Regions from separate parts of the Homo sapiens genome. Here all the other regions are linked to region 1. A link is a loop called in an ENCODE intact Hi-C map of the cell type or tissue named here. Cell type or tissue: PC-3. All regions are shown on one strand. Each heading gives the region's core, and the rest is flanking DNA. Links, peaks and the distances in the headings are about the cores only.

Region 1 (5,692 bases), core at 366-5,365:
CCTCTCAATTTTACTTATGGCAGGCTTATCTTTCCAACTCGTTTGTAAATATATACTACAAAGGCAGGAAAATGGGCCCACGATAGTGTTTTTCACAAAAAGTAGTTTCTGACATTGGTTAATGAGTCACAGTGAAAAATGGAAGATGCTAATCTTCCAAAAAGCATAGGCCAGGCACGGGGTGGGGGTCATGCCTGTAATCCCAGCACTTTGGGAGGCCAACGTGGGAGGATCACTTGGGCCCAAAAGTTTGAGACCAGCCTGGGCAACACAGCAAGATTCAATCTCTACTAAAATAAAAAAAAAATAGGCATATGCCTGTAGTCCCAGCTACTCAGGAGGTGAAGGCAGGAGGATCACTTGAGCCTGGGAGTTCAAAGTTGCAGTGAACTATGATCCCTATCTCCAAAAATAAATAAATAAATAAAAGGCATAATTATAAGTTGGCAGAAATAATTATATAATAAATTTTTTTTTTTTGGAGACAGTCTCTCGCTCTGTTGCCCATGCTGGAGTGCAGTGGCACGATCTCAGCTCACTGCAACCTCTGCCTCCATGGTTCAAGAGATTCTCCTGCCTCACCGTCCAAGTAGCTAGGACTACAGGCACATGCCACCACGCCCAGCTAATTTATTGTATTTTTAGTAGAGACGGGGTTTCACCATGTTAGCCAGGATGGTCTCGATCTCCTGACCTTGTGATCCGCCCGCCTCAGCCTCCCAAAGTGCTGGGATTACAGGTGTGAGCCACTGCGCCCAGCCTGTAATAATTAATATGGTGATATCTGTCTTTACAACAATCCCACCCATGAGGTTGGTGATATTTGTATCCTATTTTTCGAGATGAGAAAATGGAAGGACAAAGAATTTTAAAAGCTTGCCCACTTACTGGTAGAGGTAGCAAAGCCAGGACTTGAACCCAGGAAGTCAGGCCCTCCAAAGTCTTCTATCATTTTATTTACTTGCCTTTTTTCCCCATTCCTGTTCAACTAATGGCTATGATTTGTGTCAAAGGTCTTTTCAGAACCAAAAGAAAAGAAAAGACAATATTGTATTAACTGATATTCTGTCTACTTTTACTGTCAGGTGAGACAGTTGCTTGGAATAGTGAATCAGAATCTGAACGTGGTGCTTCTAAGACAATAAAGACAGGGAGAATCCTAAGCTGGCATTCAAAAAAACGTCGCAGATCACATCATTCCACATCTCATTGTGTAATCTGGACAGCTGAACCCTCAACAGATTCAGGGACTAGTTCAAGGTCACACACGCAGCGAAAAATGTAGTTGAAACCAATTTAGTAGGAGGGCCCCTACCAACCTCCTCTTGTTAGTTTGAATAGCCTGCATGAGAAGGAAAAGCAGCAGTAATATCAATTAGAAACAGGAAAGCTCATCTGCCTCCTAACTCCCTAAAGATCTTTCGGGCCCTTTAAAAAAAGGTAGTGTCCAAGACACAAATACCAAGTCCACTGAAGGTCTCACTAACCAAATTGTGTGATGAGGCATTTCTGCAGATGAATATTTTTTTGGAGCTCTAAATCATCTCATCCTTAAATTAAATAATTCTTCCCCCCCCACCCCCCCGCCTCCACAAGGTAATTTAGAATAAAGAAGATAGTGTTTGTAACACACCTTTCTTGCCCCCAACACACATGCACCTTGATCCCCTCATCTGTCGGGCTACAAAGTTCCTTTTAAAAAATATTTTTTCTAATTGATAAAATTTGCTTTTGCTCATTAACTTTCCCAGTTAAAAGCCCTGGCTAGATGCTTTTTAAAGTAACACAGATGGAGATACGGGAAAGCAAAGATCAGAAACATTGGTGAAAGCACTGAAATGTTTCTTTTCTAAAAAGATTCATTAGTGATCAGACAGAAAAAAAGGAAGAAAGGAAGGCGGGAGGGAGGGATAGACAGAGGGAGGGAGGAAGGAACAGAGAAAAAGAAAGAAGGAAGGAAGGAAGGGAAAGAGGGAGGGAGAGAGAAAAAAGAAAGAAGGAAAGAAAGAAAACCTAAATTTCTTTTCAGTTGCTTAACAAAAGAACTTCTGGAAAGCTATAGTCTCCATGCAGAAAATGATTTTAGCTATCAAATATTTTTCTAAATGCTCTCCAGATTTGACAATGGATTTTTCTAAACTCCCACATTGCCCTCTCTGGGGCCAGGACAGGCTAAACTGTGAAAATGAATGGTTGAGGAAAAGAATACTGAACTCTGCCATGTGACTGTTCAACTGTTAATCTACACCCAAAAATGAAAGTCCATTTCCATCCTTAAAAATAGTAAAGGGGAAGGAAAAGTATCTTTTCCATTTGGTCCATTTTCTTGGAAAGTTTGTTATTAAAGGAAACGGTGGCCAGGCGCGGTGGCTCACGCCTGTAATCCCAGCACTTTGGGAGGCCGAAACAGGCGGATCACCTGAGGTCAGGAGTTCGGGACCACCCTGACCAATGTGGCAAACCCCAGTCTCTACTAAAAATACAAAAATTAACCAGCCGTGGTGGTGGGTGCCTGTGCTCCCAACTACTCGGGAGACTGAGGCAGAAGAATGGCTTGAATCCAGGAGGTGGAGGTTGCAGTGAGCCAAGATCGCGCCATTGCACTCCAGCCTGGGCGGCAGAGCAAGACTCCGTCTCAAAAAGATAAATAAATAAAATAAAGGAAACAGTTATTTGTCTGGGAAGAGGTGGATAAATGTTCAAAGAATGTGAAGAAGAGAAACATCCCCTTCCTGTTATCACATCTGAGCTGACTTATTGAAATAATAACAGGAGAAGGAAATAAAAAAAAGGGAAAGGAAAGGAGGAAAGGCCAGAGAGGAGGGAGGAAGAGAGAGAGAGAGAGAGAGAGAGAGAGAGAGAGAGAGAGAGAGAGAGAGAGAGAATGAAAATAAGAACGATAATTTTGGGACCCAGCAATATGCTTGAGTTTGCGTTTGACTCTAAAAACATTCATAGTGAAACAGCGGCCTCCTCTGGTCACAGGCAGGAAATTCAAGAACTTCTGTTTCTTACCAAAGTCAATTTTAAACTATGAAAATGGATGGATTATTACATTGGAAAAGAACTGTATTCAACATTTACCAAATCTGCCGTTGTGCACTAAAACCGTATAAACTAGAAAACTCAACCCAAAATCAGTGTTCTGAGGGTGATGAGTTCCAGCAAAAATCCTATGAGAAATTAGAGTTGGATAGGATCTTGCTCACATTTAATCTATTCTCCCTCACAGTGATCTTCCCTAGTTAAATTAAGTAAAAGTTGAAAATTATCCTCCAGGGTGAAACAATTTTCCCAAAATGGTCACTACTGGTCTGCTTGTACTCCATTCGGAGCCAGATAGACCTAGATTTGAATGCTGGATTCATAGAGCTGCATAACTTTGGACCAGGACTTGCCCTGTTTTTCCATCTGTAAAATAGGCCCCATAGCACCTCTCAGGGCTTCTCTGCAGATGCAGTGAAAGCACACACAAAGCACTAAGCATGTAGGAAAAATTTTGACAACGTCAGGGCCCCTTCCTGTTGCTACCACTGAGTCCAATATAGCTCGTAGCTCACTGAATTGTATGTCTAATGTTTGTGTATTTTTTTTTGTTTTACTCATTTATAAAAGCAAAGATCGTCTTTATAACTTTTATTGCGGTAAAACGTGATATTTGGTAAGATATAATTTGCCATTCTAACCATTTGTAAGTGTACATTTCAGTGGCATCAATTATATTCACAATATCGTCCAACCATCACCACTATCCATTTCCAAAACTTTTTCATCACTCCAAATAGAAACTTTGTATCCGTTAAGAAATAATTCCTCCTCCCCTCCTCCTCCTCTCATTGCTGGTAACTTCTAATCTACTTTCTATCTCTATGAATTTGCCTGTTTTATATATTTCATGTAACTAGGATTATGCAATATTTGTCCTTTTGTGTCTGGTTTATATCACTTACCATAATATTTTTGAGATTCATTCATGTTGTAGTGCGTCCGGAATTGGTGGCTTCTTCGTCTCACTGACTTCAAGAATGAAGCAGCAGACCCCCGCGGTGAGTGTTACAGTTCTTAAAGATGGTGTGTCTGGAGTTTGTTCCTTCTGGTGGTTTCGTGGTCTCGCTGACTTCAGGAGCGAAGCTGCAGACCTTCACGGTGAGTGTTACAGCTCTTAAAGGCTGCACGTCTGGAGTTTCGTTCCTTCCGGTGGGTTCATGGTCTTGCTGGCCTCAGGAGTGAAGCTGCAGACCTTCGCGGTGAGTATTACAGCTCATAAAAGCGGCGCAGACCCAAAAAGTTAGCTGCAGCAAGATTTATTACAAACAGCAAAAGAACAAATCCTCCACAGCATGGAAAGGAACCTCAGCGGTTCGGGTGGCCTGCTTTTATTCCCTCATTTGGTCCCACCCACATCCTGCTGATTGGCCCATTTTACAGAGAGCTGATTGGTCCGTTCTACAGAGAGCTGTTCGGTCTGTTTTGACCGAGTGCTGATTGGTGCGCTTACAAATCTTTAACTAGACACAGAGTGCTGATTGGTGCGTTTACAATCCTTTAGCTAGACACAAAAGTTCCCCAAGTCCCCACCCGATTAGCCAGACACAGAGCAATGATTGGTGCGTTTACAAACCTTTAGCTAGACACAAGTGCTGATTGGTGCATTTACAATCCTTCAGCTAGACGGAAAAGTTCTCCAAGTCCCCACCCCGCCTACAAGCCCAGCCGGCTTCACCTCTCTCTGGCACTCCCATGGGTCTTTGCGGCACCTAGCCTGGGCACTCCCGCAGCCCGGACGGAGCTCGTTCCGGATCAAGCCCAGCGGACACCTGCCGGCCGCGCCAAGCGCAGAGCCCGCCGAGCCCGCGCCCACCTGGAACCGTGCCGGCCTGCGAGCGCCGTGCGCAGCCCCGGCTCCCGCCCGCGCCTCTTCCTCCACACCTCCCCGCCAGCAGAGGGAGCCGGCTCTGGCCTCGGCCAGCCCCAGAGAGGGGCCCCCACAGCGAAGCAGCGGGGTGAAGGGCTCTTGGAGCAGGGACAGAGCGGAGGCCAAGGCCGAGGAGGCGCCAAGAGCGAGCGAGGGCTGCTAGCAGTTGCCACCTCTCAGTAGCATGCATCAAAACTTTATTACATGGGGTGCAGTGGTTCACGCCTGTAATCCTAGCACTTTGGGAGGCCGAGGCGGGCGAATCACCTGAGGTCAGGAGTTCAAGACCAGCCTGGCCAGCATGGTGAAACCCCGTCTCTACCAAAAATACAAAAATCAGTCAGGTGTGGTGGGCCACACCTGTAATCCCAGGTACTTGGGAGGCTGAAACAGGAGAATCGCTGAACCTGGGAGGCAGAGGTTGCAGTGAGCTCCAGCCTGGGCGACAGAGCAAGACCCTGTCTCAGAAAAAAAAAAAAAAAACTTTATTCCTTTTTCTTGCTGAATAATACTTCCTTACATAGATATACAGTTTGTTTAGCCGTTCATCTGTTGACAGACACTGAGTAATTACCACCTTTTGGCTATTGTGAATAATAAGCATTGTTGCACAAGTAACTATTCAGGTCCCTGCTTTCGGTTCTTTTGTATGTATACCCAGAGCATACGGTACATTCCATGTTTCATTTTTTTTCATTTTTTTAATAGAGTCTCCCTATCTTGCACAAGCTGGTCTCCAACTCCTGGATTGAAGCAATCCTCTTCTCAGCCTCCCAA
Region 2 (5,692 bases), core at 472-5,471, 750 kb before region 1:
TGAGGCATATTGCTAAAAATCCTTAAAGATGGTCATAAGGACTCAACATGCTGAGTTTGAAAATTAAATTCTTTGGTGCGGCGATTATATACTCAGAAACCTGGGTGTTGGCTTCTCAAGACTTCTTTGCAACTCATTGCTTAAACTAATTTGAAGGATAACATCTCATTACCACTTTGGTTATATATGCAGATGATGTCTTATTAACAAAGATGTAAGTCCATTTTGAATCTTCAAAATGGCTTTTATGTTAGCTCCAAAGATGACTCATTCAAGGTGGGGTTGGTCAAATAAGAGTCTAAACCTGTCCAACCAAGCTAACATTTTTTTTTTTTTTTGCCACCATGACTCTGCACATTGGTAAGTGGACAATGAGAAATGCATGAGGCAGTGGCCAACTGAATACTGATTAACATTTAGCACTGGTTTTGAGAGCTGCCAATGTAGCAGAATGTGGTAATTTGATGTTCAAGACATTTAAAGTTAGAATTGGATCCAGGTTGAGCCCAATCTCATTCCACTCAGATATTGTTCTCTCCAGTGGACCAGAATGTGAGAGGACTTTGTGATCACATTCCTTCTCAGTGTTCATGCAAAGTACTGAGTGTGGCCATTGCCCAATAAATACTTGTCTTTTGCCTAACATTTCGTTTCCCTAATCTCCTTGAAAGCCAAGTTTAAATGCGTCCTTTTCCTGAAGTCTTCCCCAATCTTCCCATTTAGGAGTTATTTCTTCCTTTTCTGAATTACTAATGGATTTAATTCCTTTTTTCTATACTTGACAAAGTGGTGTGTTTACTTGTGTTTGTGCTTCTCAAAGGTTGATTATTTTCCTTTATAATGAACCTTCTTCAGATATTTTTCATCTTTATTCTGTGCTTTTTTTATTGACTGCAGACAGATGATCAGTTCCTATGTTTATCGCATTAGGACACCGTTCTTAGCATAGTTTCATACTCATGGCACAGAGCCAACCAGCACAATTTCTATAACATATTCTATAATATATTTGGCTCAGCTAATGACAATAAAATAGAAGTATAGTCTTAGTGCACTAACTAGACTCCCTTTCTAAGGTCTGAAGAAGCCCAAGAACATTCAGCAATTCTCAGTAATTCTTATGCAAACACTTCCTTGAAAGACTGAGGATATTATAAATTTAAAAGGGCACATCTGAATACTTTCAGCTTTATAGGCTGCACACTCATCTTGTATACAATACCTTTGTAACACACGCAAGTCATTTATAATTTTGAATAACCACACTTGTATGTTTAAAGATCTCAGTGTGCCCTCCACATGAACCCTACAGCCACCCATTTAATTCTTACGCATATATGTATTTATTATTGCACGGAGGCTTCGTTATTGCACAGAGGCTTCATTATAGCTTGTGACTTTCTTGCTTAAAGATACCAAATGGCTTCTCATTGTCCTTACAATAAGATCTTTTTCCTTTAGACTTCCCTACAACATCTTATAAGACCTGGCCATGGCCTTTCTTTCTTTCTTTCTTTCTTTTTCTTTTTCTTTTCTTTTTTTTTTTTTTTTTTTTTTTGACAGAATTTCACTCTTGTCGCCCAGGCTGGAGTGCAATGGCATGGTCTCAGGTCACTGCAACCTCCGCCTCCCGAGTTCAAGCAATTCTCCTGCCTCAGCCTCCTGATTAGCTGGGATTACATGCGCCCACCACCACGTCCAGCTAATTTTTGTATTTTTAATAGAGATGGGGGTTTCATCATGTTGGCCAGGCTGGTCTCGAACTCCTGACTTCAGGTGATCTTCCTGTCTTGGCCTCCCAAAGTGCTGGGATTAGAGGCGTGAGCAACCATGCCCGGCCCTATTTTTCTAAATCTAACTCTTGTCATGTCACTCTGCCCAACATGATTCATCCTCACAGGCCTCATGCAGCTCCTTGGCACACTAAACCTCTCCTTGCCTCCAAACTTTGCATACGCAGCTGCCTGTCTGTTTCACCCCTCCACTGCCTTCTCCCATTCTATCCATAGTTCTCATCTTTTGTGTCTTAGCTTAAGAGTTACTTCTTAGAATGTCTCTCTATCATCCTATATGAGAAAATTCCATTATCAGGGTCTCATATTTTTTCATTTTTAAAACTCATCTTAACTTATGATGATTTTATTTATTTCTCTTTTGTGCTTTTGCCACTAATTGTGAATTCCATGAAGAGGAGAAGCATGTGTATCTTCCTCACTTCCATAACCCCAACACTGAGCATGGTGTCTCATTGCCATATCATCAGATTCCCATAAATGTATCTTCAAAAATTCATACATAGAAGGTGCTAAGTAAAAATTTAATTATAACTAAACATCTGAAGAAATATAGTTTTGAAATTTTGACATTTCCAAGATTTCTAAGAATTGGCAAGAGTATTGAGCTCAAAGAAAAACAAATTTAAAAACTATGCCTATCTTTCAGCTACCCCTTTGTTTAATAAGAACAAAATCATTAAGAAAGCTACTTATTACCATGGCACAAACTTATTCAATTATTTCAAAATCATGTTTATTTGTAGGTTTTTTTTTTCTTTTTTTTTTTAGACGGAGTCTTGCTTTGTCACTCAGGCTGGAGTACAGTGGTGTGATCTTGGCTCACTGCAACCTCTGTCTCCTAGGTTCAAGCCATTCTCCTGCCTCAGCCTCCCAAGTAGCTAGGATTACAGGTGTGTACCACCACACCTGGCTAATTTTTGTATTTTTAGTAGAGACGGGATTTCACCATGTTGGCCAGGCTCATCTCGAACTCCTGACCTCAGGTGATCCCCCCCGCCATGGACTCCAAAAGTGCTGGGATTACAGGCGTGAGCCACTGTGCCTGGCCATGTAGGTATGTTTTTACCATGAAAATGGGAGCCAGTTCTCAATACCAACACAGAGTCCTCTTGCCAAATTGTATAGGTATAGGCAGGACATCATATAGGCTGGAATTTACAGAACTGTCTCCAGCCAGCAGCCTTCTTATTAATTTCACAATGTGCAGCCAATTACTGAGTACTTGGGCAGTCCCTTCAAATTTCATATGGTGATGTTAAGTCTGTCATTTGTGAATAAGGTCACTCCATGAGTTATTTTCTCTTTGGAATGAGGCATTTGCACATTTTATTTAAGTGAGAGCCAAATTAATAAGTGTTTCAGTATATAATTTTGATTCAGTGAGTAAACACAGATTTTGGTTGTTGCTGGATTTATAGAGGAAGTTACCTGGTTTATTACTATGGAATGACGTAGGCTAGGACAACTGGTCACCTTGGAATTGTTTACATGCAGCCTACTAAAAACTAAGTATTAGCTTTGTAAGCATTTGAAAAATTATGACTATGTAGTTTATCTGCTGGTATTCTTGAGAAATAGATAGAACTGGTTACCTAATTGCATACAGTAACTGGATACTCTTGCTACTAAAGGGGTGAACAATTCCCTGGTCTCTCCTGGACTTGAAATCATTCTCCTGGAATGACTGCAGCTGCAGTGGCACCTCCTAACCACCAGAGGGTGGAATATCAACATTTGGTATGAGGATGCAATTAAATATAAGAATTCTAGAGTGAGAATGCCAGGATTCTAAGCCAATATTTACAATCTCAAACTGTAACTTTGAACAGGTTCCATAAGTTTTCTATGTCATGGCTGTTTCATTAAAATAAATGAGATATTGTATATGGTACCAGATTGCCTGCCACATATTGAATGATAAATAATAACAATTATTACTGATCAGGTTAGGAATCTTCATGCAGACTAAGACGCTTCTCATTATAACATCAATCTAGGATTGATATAAAATTATAAGCAAAAACAAGCACAGTTTTTTTATGTTTATGATTATGTTGTTGATTTATAATTATGTGTTAATTTTCACATTCCATTCCTTTAAAGGTTGGATTATACTTATTCCCATTAATGATGGAACTTGTCTCCATCTCTCAAGAGCTCAGCATTTGGTAGTTGTAACATTGAATAATTTATATGTCTTTTATATTTGATCATATGGCTATACTAAACTTCTTAATCACTTGTTTAGAAACATTGAAGTGAAATGAAATAAAATAACCATTTTTTTTTTTTTTTAGAGGCAGGGTCTTACTCTGTAGCCCAGGTTGGAGTGCAGTGGCGTGATCACAATTTGCAACCTCAAACTCCTGGATTCAAGCAATCCTCCTACCTTGGTTTTCTGAATAGCTAGGACTACAGGCTCACACCACAACACTTGACTATTTTAAATTATTTTGTAGAGACAGGGGTTTCACTGTGCTGCCCAGGCTGGTTTTGAACCCCTGGCCTCAAGTGATCCTCCTGCCTCGCCCTCTCAAATTGCTGGGATTACAGGCATGAGCCACCATGCTTGGGCCTAGTCACTCTCTTCATCCCAGTGGTCCCACAATTTATTTACCTCATCCTTGTCTTAGTTTTATCTCATCAACCAAACTTATACCAAATGACATAAGTTAATTTTAATCCATTCCTCTTCTCCATTCACCAAATGCCGTAAGTTAATTTTAATCCATTCCTCATCTCCATTCAAGAAGTTTCATACAGAACCATTGCATAACAATGGAGGAATACTAGAAAAAGCATGAAGAGATGTGGCTTTCAGCCTTGGATCCATCAACTCACTGCATAAATTTGGACAAGTCACTCTACCTCTCTGGATATCTTTCAAGATAATGAGTTTAGATGAGAAGCTCTCTAAGGTCCTGTCACATCCTATAATTTTCGGTCAGAATCTTAATAACGTAGAATTAACATTACATGACATCTCGTCAAATCTGTCTATTGAATGAAATCTTCACTTACATTTAAGACCATCTGATCTTTATTAAGATTACATATAAAATTTTAACAGGACAGACCAAAGACTGAAGTCAGTACATTATTAGTTCCCACAGATGCTAGTCAATATCCACAACTGTAAAATTAGTAATCTTATGGTATTTAATCTTATAGTATTAATCTTATATTAATTCTTCTTATAGTATTAATCTTATAGTATTTGACAGCAACTCTTGAGAATAAATAAAAGTATATCTCTGCAGTCAAGTACACGTTAGTCTATCCCAAAAGAGGCTTTTTTGAGGGAAATGAATAACTTTTGTTAAACATAACATTCTATGAAATAAGTCAAGTACCATATAACCCTTCTCAGACACTGTAATGCATATAGAAAAAAAAATTTAAGTTGTAGAATACTTCAAAATTCTTATGTGGAACACAGAAATAGTATTTTGCCAGCTTTCTCTGTTTCTAATGAGAAATAGATATTTTATTATATGATAAAATAAATCACATGTGACATCATTTGTTCTCTGAGACTATCTCTAAATAATTTTGCTTCTTTGGCTAGTTCTTGGTCATTTACAATTCAATTATACGACACATTAATTCAAATAGCCAAACAAAAAACAAAAGAAGTAAAACATAAAAGTTGGAGGATTACACAGTGTCTATGCGGCTCTTAATAATAAGTAATTGGAGAAAAGAATGAACCATGGTGTTTTGACCATCTGAGCATTATAGTCCACATTTTCCGACTCTTTGTTCCATTATATCTTGGATATGAAAGCATTATAGTTTACTGTAGTAATTATACACTTGTTTTTTGCTTCTTTTCCCAGATGTAGTTGTTCTTGCCTTCCTCTGAGGTTATCTTTGAGTGAAGTTATTTTTCTATT
Region 3 (5,692 bases), core at 183-5,182, 260 kb before region 1:
TCTAAGTGTAGACAACATACCATTTCAAGTGCTTTTGATGGCAACTATTATTTCAAAGAATAAACACTTCATTTTTAGTACTAGTTATATGTATAATCAGAGGTGAAGAAAGTGGAGAAAATAAACCCATCTATCAAAAAAGGATAAAAAATAATATGTGATTTTAGTAGTTGGCTTCCCTTTATTGATCAAATCTTAGGAACTCTTAAAGATAGAGTTTCATAACTAAGTCTATTTAGTTCCAATTCTTCCAACAACATGAGGGGTTCAAATCTCCCCAGAGCTGAGTTCTATAAACAGTAGGAAAGGAGAAATGAACCAAAATGGAATCTTGTCACTAAGGAAAAGAGAAAAGAAAACATGTTTTAGCATTCAACAGCTAAGAAATATTCCTGTTTTATAATCAGCTTTGAGAAACGCCAACAATTGCAGTATATCTGGGTTAAATACGGGACATTTCCAGGGAGTTTTTTAAATTGAAATATCAATATAAAAATAAAAAATGGTTAGGCATCACCCTATCCTGGCTATATAGTCTGAAATCAGAATAAAATTTGGTTAAAGTCAACCATTACGGGTTTAAACTGATTGATGAATTCAAGAGCATAAAAGAGAAGTGAAATAAATAACCAGGACAAAAATATTTATGCTGAAGGAAATAGATTTATTAAGAGACTGACAGAAAATCCCCTTACTACCCACACCCAATTTGTAATACATTAATGTTGATGTAGAAGCTAATAATACATGAGCAGAGCAACCATGGGAGGCAAACTACTTTTTCACTGTTAAAATTCAAGTATGACCAAAAAAATGCATCTTGCTTCCTTTGTCTGTAGATGAGTATCAGTTCAGCACCTGAGTCCTGGGTGACTTGTCCAACAGCATCAAAGACAAAGACCACAGCAAGAAGTCAGCAAGAAGATGGAAGATGTATCACCCAAGCACATGGGAAGGTAGGAAGACAGTCATTGCTCTTCAGGTTGTTCTGTGCAGAGAATTAATTGAGAGTCCTGTAGTCACTGGAGCCATTGGTCCATCAGTAGGTGCTGTAGCCAAAGCCAGAGCCAGAGCCCCATGGCCTATAGAAGCTACCACCATAGCAGCCGCCCAGGTTGTTGATGTTGCTACCACCAAAGCTGTAGCCCAGGGAGCTGTAGCCATTGCATCCACAGCCATAGTTCAGGGGAGAGCCCAGAGGCACAACACAGTTCAAGGGGGTGGCTCTGAAGGTCCCATGGAAGTTGGTCCCATAGATAGGGTATCCTGGGAAGTAGCTTCCACAGCAGAAGTAACGAGTCATGGTGGCAGCAATTGAGAAGGATTTAGATGGATTGTGAAGGGTAAGTTACCCAAGTGTTAATGAAGGTCTCTTCCCGTACAGGGCTTTTTATACCTCAAGCTGGTGGGCACAACACATCTGTCTAAACATCTTCCCACTAATTTGCATAGGTAATCTCATTCTTTTCTAATAAAATGCTTATAAGGAATGCACAGACTCATTGCCCACATTTTTGTTGGCTTTTCTCTGTACTATTTTAAAGCCAGTGACCATGCTTGACACGCAATCGAATTCTTTTCATCAGAGTCCCATAGTTTAACTACTGTTCTTGATTGCATCATGTGAGACTCTTTAAATCCTCTGATTATAAACTCTTCCCAACTGACATAGCTAAACTAAAAAAGCTTTGGCAAGAATGCAAACACTTCAAGCCAAGACAAAGCCATATATTGAGGTCTTTTGAACATTATTTTGAAACATCAAACTGAAATTCTATAACCTCTTGAAATTCACCCATGTGCCCTTTTAAAACAATTGTATACCAACTAGTTAATGGGTACAGAGTTTCCTTTTGGAGTGAAGAAAATCATTTGGAACTAGACAATGTTGCAAAACATTTGGAATGTACTAAATATCACTGAATTGTTACCTTTAAAATGCCTTGGTTTGTGTTATACAAATTTTAACTCAAAATGTATTTTTTATTTTAAAAAGCACTGCTACACAAATCTATCCAACCAGGTGTTTTTACAGAGGCTGCAATGGTGCCAAATAATAAGTTGGCTGTGAATAACCTGCAAGTAATTTTCATCAATTTCATTTATGAGCATTCTGTTTGTTAATACATATTTTATTTTTTCATGGAGAACATACCATGTTTGCTTGTAAATCATCTTGAACATTGCCAAACTGTCTTTCTGGAGTTGCCACACTGGCGCTGAGTGGGATGATGCTCAATTTCAGAGTCATGTTATACCACACTTGCTTCTTACTGACTCCTATAAAACAAGCCTGAATGCCATGATCCATTATGAAATACCAGTTATATTTAAGGATGCAACACTTCCTTCTGCTCTTATTTTGCCTTACATAACCAATTCTCATGAAGAACGTAAACCAGGAAGGATCTGAGCTCAGCAAAGCTAAGTCTATTCCAATTCAAAGGTTTACGACATCATCTTTTTATATGTGAATCAAAGTCAGAATTCTCTGAAAGTAGAAGAAAAAACTTCCTGAATACCAATTCCTTTTTTTATTTCCATCTTAACAGACAATCACAGAGTCCAATATGCAAAACTAATCATTCCTCTCAGACATCCCTCTCTCTTTAAGATTCTATCTCTCTCAGTTTCTCTGACAGAGAGCTGCCTAAAGAATGTTCTATAAGTGGATATGATTTCTTTTATTCTACAAATTAATTAAATGTCATAAGAGTATATAGAGAAAGTTAAAGAAAAATAAGTTATAATTTCAAATTCAGTTTAACAAAAAGAATGAATTAAAATGGTAAGAGGTTGTGTCCTCAGGGTTTAAATTATATAAACTCTGTATCAGATAATCCAGAAAACTCAAAAATACGTTTGTGATTAGGAGAGGGCAGGGGTGACTAAGAATTACGCGTGACTTGAAAAATTTCACTACTGATTCTATCACACAATGACATTGGAACCTGTAATTTGTACATGCTGCCACCAGGTGGCAGTGGTATTTCAGTTACTCCGTATAAACCACAGGACTGGATTTAGGGTTCTCAAATGTAAGCAGGTAGAAGAATCTTCTAAAGAATTCGCTTGAAATTCAGAATTCCAGGAGCTCTCCTCTCCCACCACCACCTGAGATTCTGGAAATCTCTATTTGTAATGGGTATCTCAGGTAATTCTGATGAATAAATCATCCTGATAAATTCCAGGGCTGGTTTGTCATGAGAATTCAAAAAAGCTTTTGCTGGGCTGTGTGAAATTGCCCAGAGATGCTTATCTCTCATTGGCAGGAGTGTTTGGTTTCAGTCGCTGGTGACTTATTTCCCTTAACTCTGGATGATAGAGGTAATTAAAGAAAAAGCTTTAGTTTGTCCTCTTCCATTTCTTGATGCTCTCTGCTTCTTGTCTCAGGACACACCTGATTAGAAAGGGAAGGTAACAGCAATGTGTTCAAGTGTCTCCTCAGAGGTAAAACCCACCTATGTGACTGCTGGTTTTGTTACCCATAATCAAAAGAAAAACTTATATTTTCTCCTTAGCTTGTTTTCACTTTCCTATCTCTTACTAGACATACCCAGAGAAAATTATCAGCCAAGTACTCGATTGCTATTCAATGATTTTTAAGATTGATAATAACAAAAAATATCATTAAGGACTTACTCTGTGCTAGACTCTGTTCTAAAGAATTTGCACATACTACTTAATTATATATTTTACCTCTATATATAGTAAGAAGGCTTACTATGCACTATTCCAAGCATTTGACAAGTGTTAATTCATTTAATTTTTATAATGATCTTATGATGTGGGTATTATGATTCTTTATAAGAAAACCGAGTCCAGAGGGTTTAAGAGAATTACTGAAGGTCACATGGTTAATAGTCAGCAGAATCAATCTCCAAACCCATGCCATCTACCTCCAAGCCATGCTCTTAACTACTTTACTATCCTGCTTTTGATATGTCATTAAGGCTTTAAAGGGATATAGCTTCTACATGCCTCAAATCTATAATTCATTGCATTATTTTTTGAAGAACACATCGATCTAGCTTTTGCTGCTAAAAACTAGAAAACAAAAAAACAAAGGCTAGTTTTTGCTGCTATAACAGACAGACATCCAAAATTTCCATGTTCAGAAATGTATTGCCTGCTCACACTATGAATTCCTCTCACATTGGTGACTGTCTTGGATACACATCATTTTCACTCAAAAGACTCAAGCTGACAGTGCTTTGATTATCTGAAATATGACAAACAGGGGAAAATGAATGGGGCAAGCCATGGTAGCTTTTAAAGGCTCTCCTCAAGTGTTATACACCATTTCCACACTCTCCTCATTTCCTAAAGTAAGTTCCACAGCCACATCTAACTTCACAGGTCACGAAGAGCAATGCTACTATGTGCCTGGAGGGCGAAAGCCTACAATGTCACCGAACAACATTAATGACTTCCACTGAATTTCTATTCCTTACATGGGCTAAAATAATTTTAACAGATTTTAACACATATTTCAAAAGATTAGATGAGGGCAGACATAAAAAGTTTTTTAGAACTTTACATATCATAATGTAAAATGGTCCTGATAATTCTAATCCTGAACAATTTTAAATATAGAGGTTTTATAAGTTGTTTGTGCAATTCATGTAATATTAGTCAGCCTTTGGTTGTAGATTAGCATGTAGCTTTAATTCCTTTTCTTTGTTTTCTTTTCTCCATTTCCCCCTAATCACTATGTACTCTAATTGAGGGAAAAGTTGCCATAAATATTAGTTTTACAAAGAAAATCCCTCAATGCCAATTGATTTGGTGGGGGGAGAGATTAGTTCTAACACCAGATTTTATTTGATTTATTTGAATGCATGTATTTTCTTTAAAGAAAAGAGAAAATGAATTGACACATAGTATTTACAAGGAAAAAAATAAGCAATAAGGAGCCTACATGACATATTCACTTGGAAATTTGAGAACTTTTATCAGGCAAGGATCAGACCCCACTCATAGCCTCCCAGCCTCTCCCACCTCTTATGCAGCTGCCCCTATAGGAATCATCTTGGTGTAGGTTCCAACTCACCTCAAGCTGGTACAACATGATGGAGCTTTACATCAGTCCCCTCACCAGATATCTGTCATCCCCCACCTGGGGACTTCACCTTTAATAGCTAGGATAGAGACTGGGGAGCCTATCTAGGGCCCATGCTTGCAAAACCTGAAGTGTAGGGCAGTTAATGCCCTGTGGAGCAAAACTTCGACCAAAAAGAAATGGAAGTGTGGATATATTCTCCCCTTTTCTCCATGGACAGACTTGCCTGAGACAGTCCTAAGAGGGTTAGGCAGCTTCTTGGGGAATAGTGTCATGGAATCCAGCACATAATTGCTTAGCTATGGTCAACTGGATGAGGCATCTTCATTTGAGCACTCCACCTTCCCTGCTTCACTTCCCTTACCCTTCGCTCCTTCTCCTGAAGAAAGCAATAGTACATGAGCCCTTCACCTGAAACTCTGCTTTCTAGAAAACTCAGAACAGAATACCACATCAAACCATCTTTGGAATAGCACCTTTACTGAGATGTAATTCACATATGATAAAATTCACCCAAAAGTGTACAAAAAGTATACAGTGGGTTTTAGTGTATTTATAGAGTCCATCACCACTAACCAATTTCAGAACATTTTCTTTACCCCAAAAAGAAACTCCATAACCACTAAAAGT

What was found. A loop is a pair of places that touch in the nucleus more often than their neighbours do. Peaks named below come from ENCODE experiments on the same cell type or tissue, not always from the same donor. Only the 100,000 strongest peaks of a DNase experiment are listed, where the experiment ranks them.
Region 2: a loop joins it to region 1, with 29 times the contacts of the local background. A loop is called at or near these places in 64 of 110 quality-filtered maps.
Region 3: a loop joins it to region 1, with 12 times the contacts of the local background. A loop is called at or near these places in 60 of 110 quality-filtered maps.

Annotation. Positions count from the first base shown.
Region 1 is chr21:31,083,665-31,089,356 of GRCh38, forward strand. No RefSeq gene overlaps it. Among named protein-coding and RNA genes, the nearest start is that of KRTAP19-8, 48 kb to the left of the region's middle. In PC-3, for the core only: a CTCF peak has its summit at 2,979; a DNase peak (open chromatin) is centred at 2,967; H3K27me3 peaks cover 905 bases.
Region 2 is chr21:30,337,661-30,343,352 of GRCh38, forward strand. It overlaps KRTAP27-1 (keratin associated protein 27-1), which reads right to left and starts at 34. Exons shown (of 1, transcript NM_001077711.1): 1 at 1-34. The coding sequence starts at 8. In PC-3, for the core only: CTCF peaks have their summits at 3,508 (motif pointing right) and 3,711; a DNase peak (open chromatin) is centred at 3,371; H3K27ac peaks cover 3,405 bases.
Region 3 is chr21:30,828,396-30,834,087 of GRCh38, forward strand. It overlaps KRTAP7-1 (keratin associated protein 7-1), which reads right to left and starts at 1,364. Exons shown (of 1, transcript NM_181606.3): 1 at 644-1,364. The coding sequence starts at 1,303. The coding sequence ends at 1,040. In PC-3, for the core only: CTCF peaks have their summits at 2,965 (motif pointing right) and 3,173; a DNase peak (open chromatin) is centred at 2,976; H3K27me3 peaks cover 1,285 bases.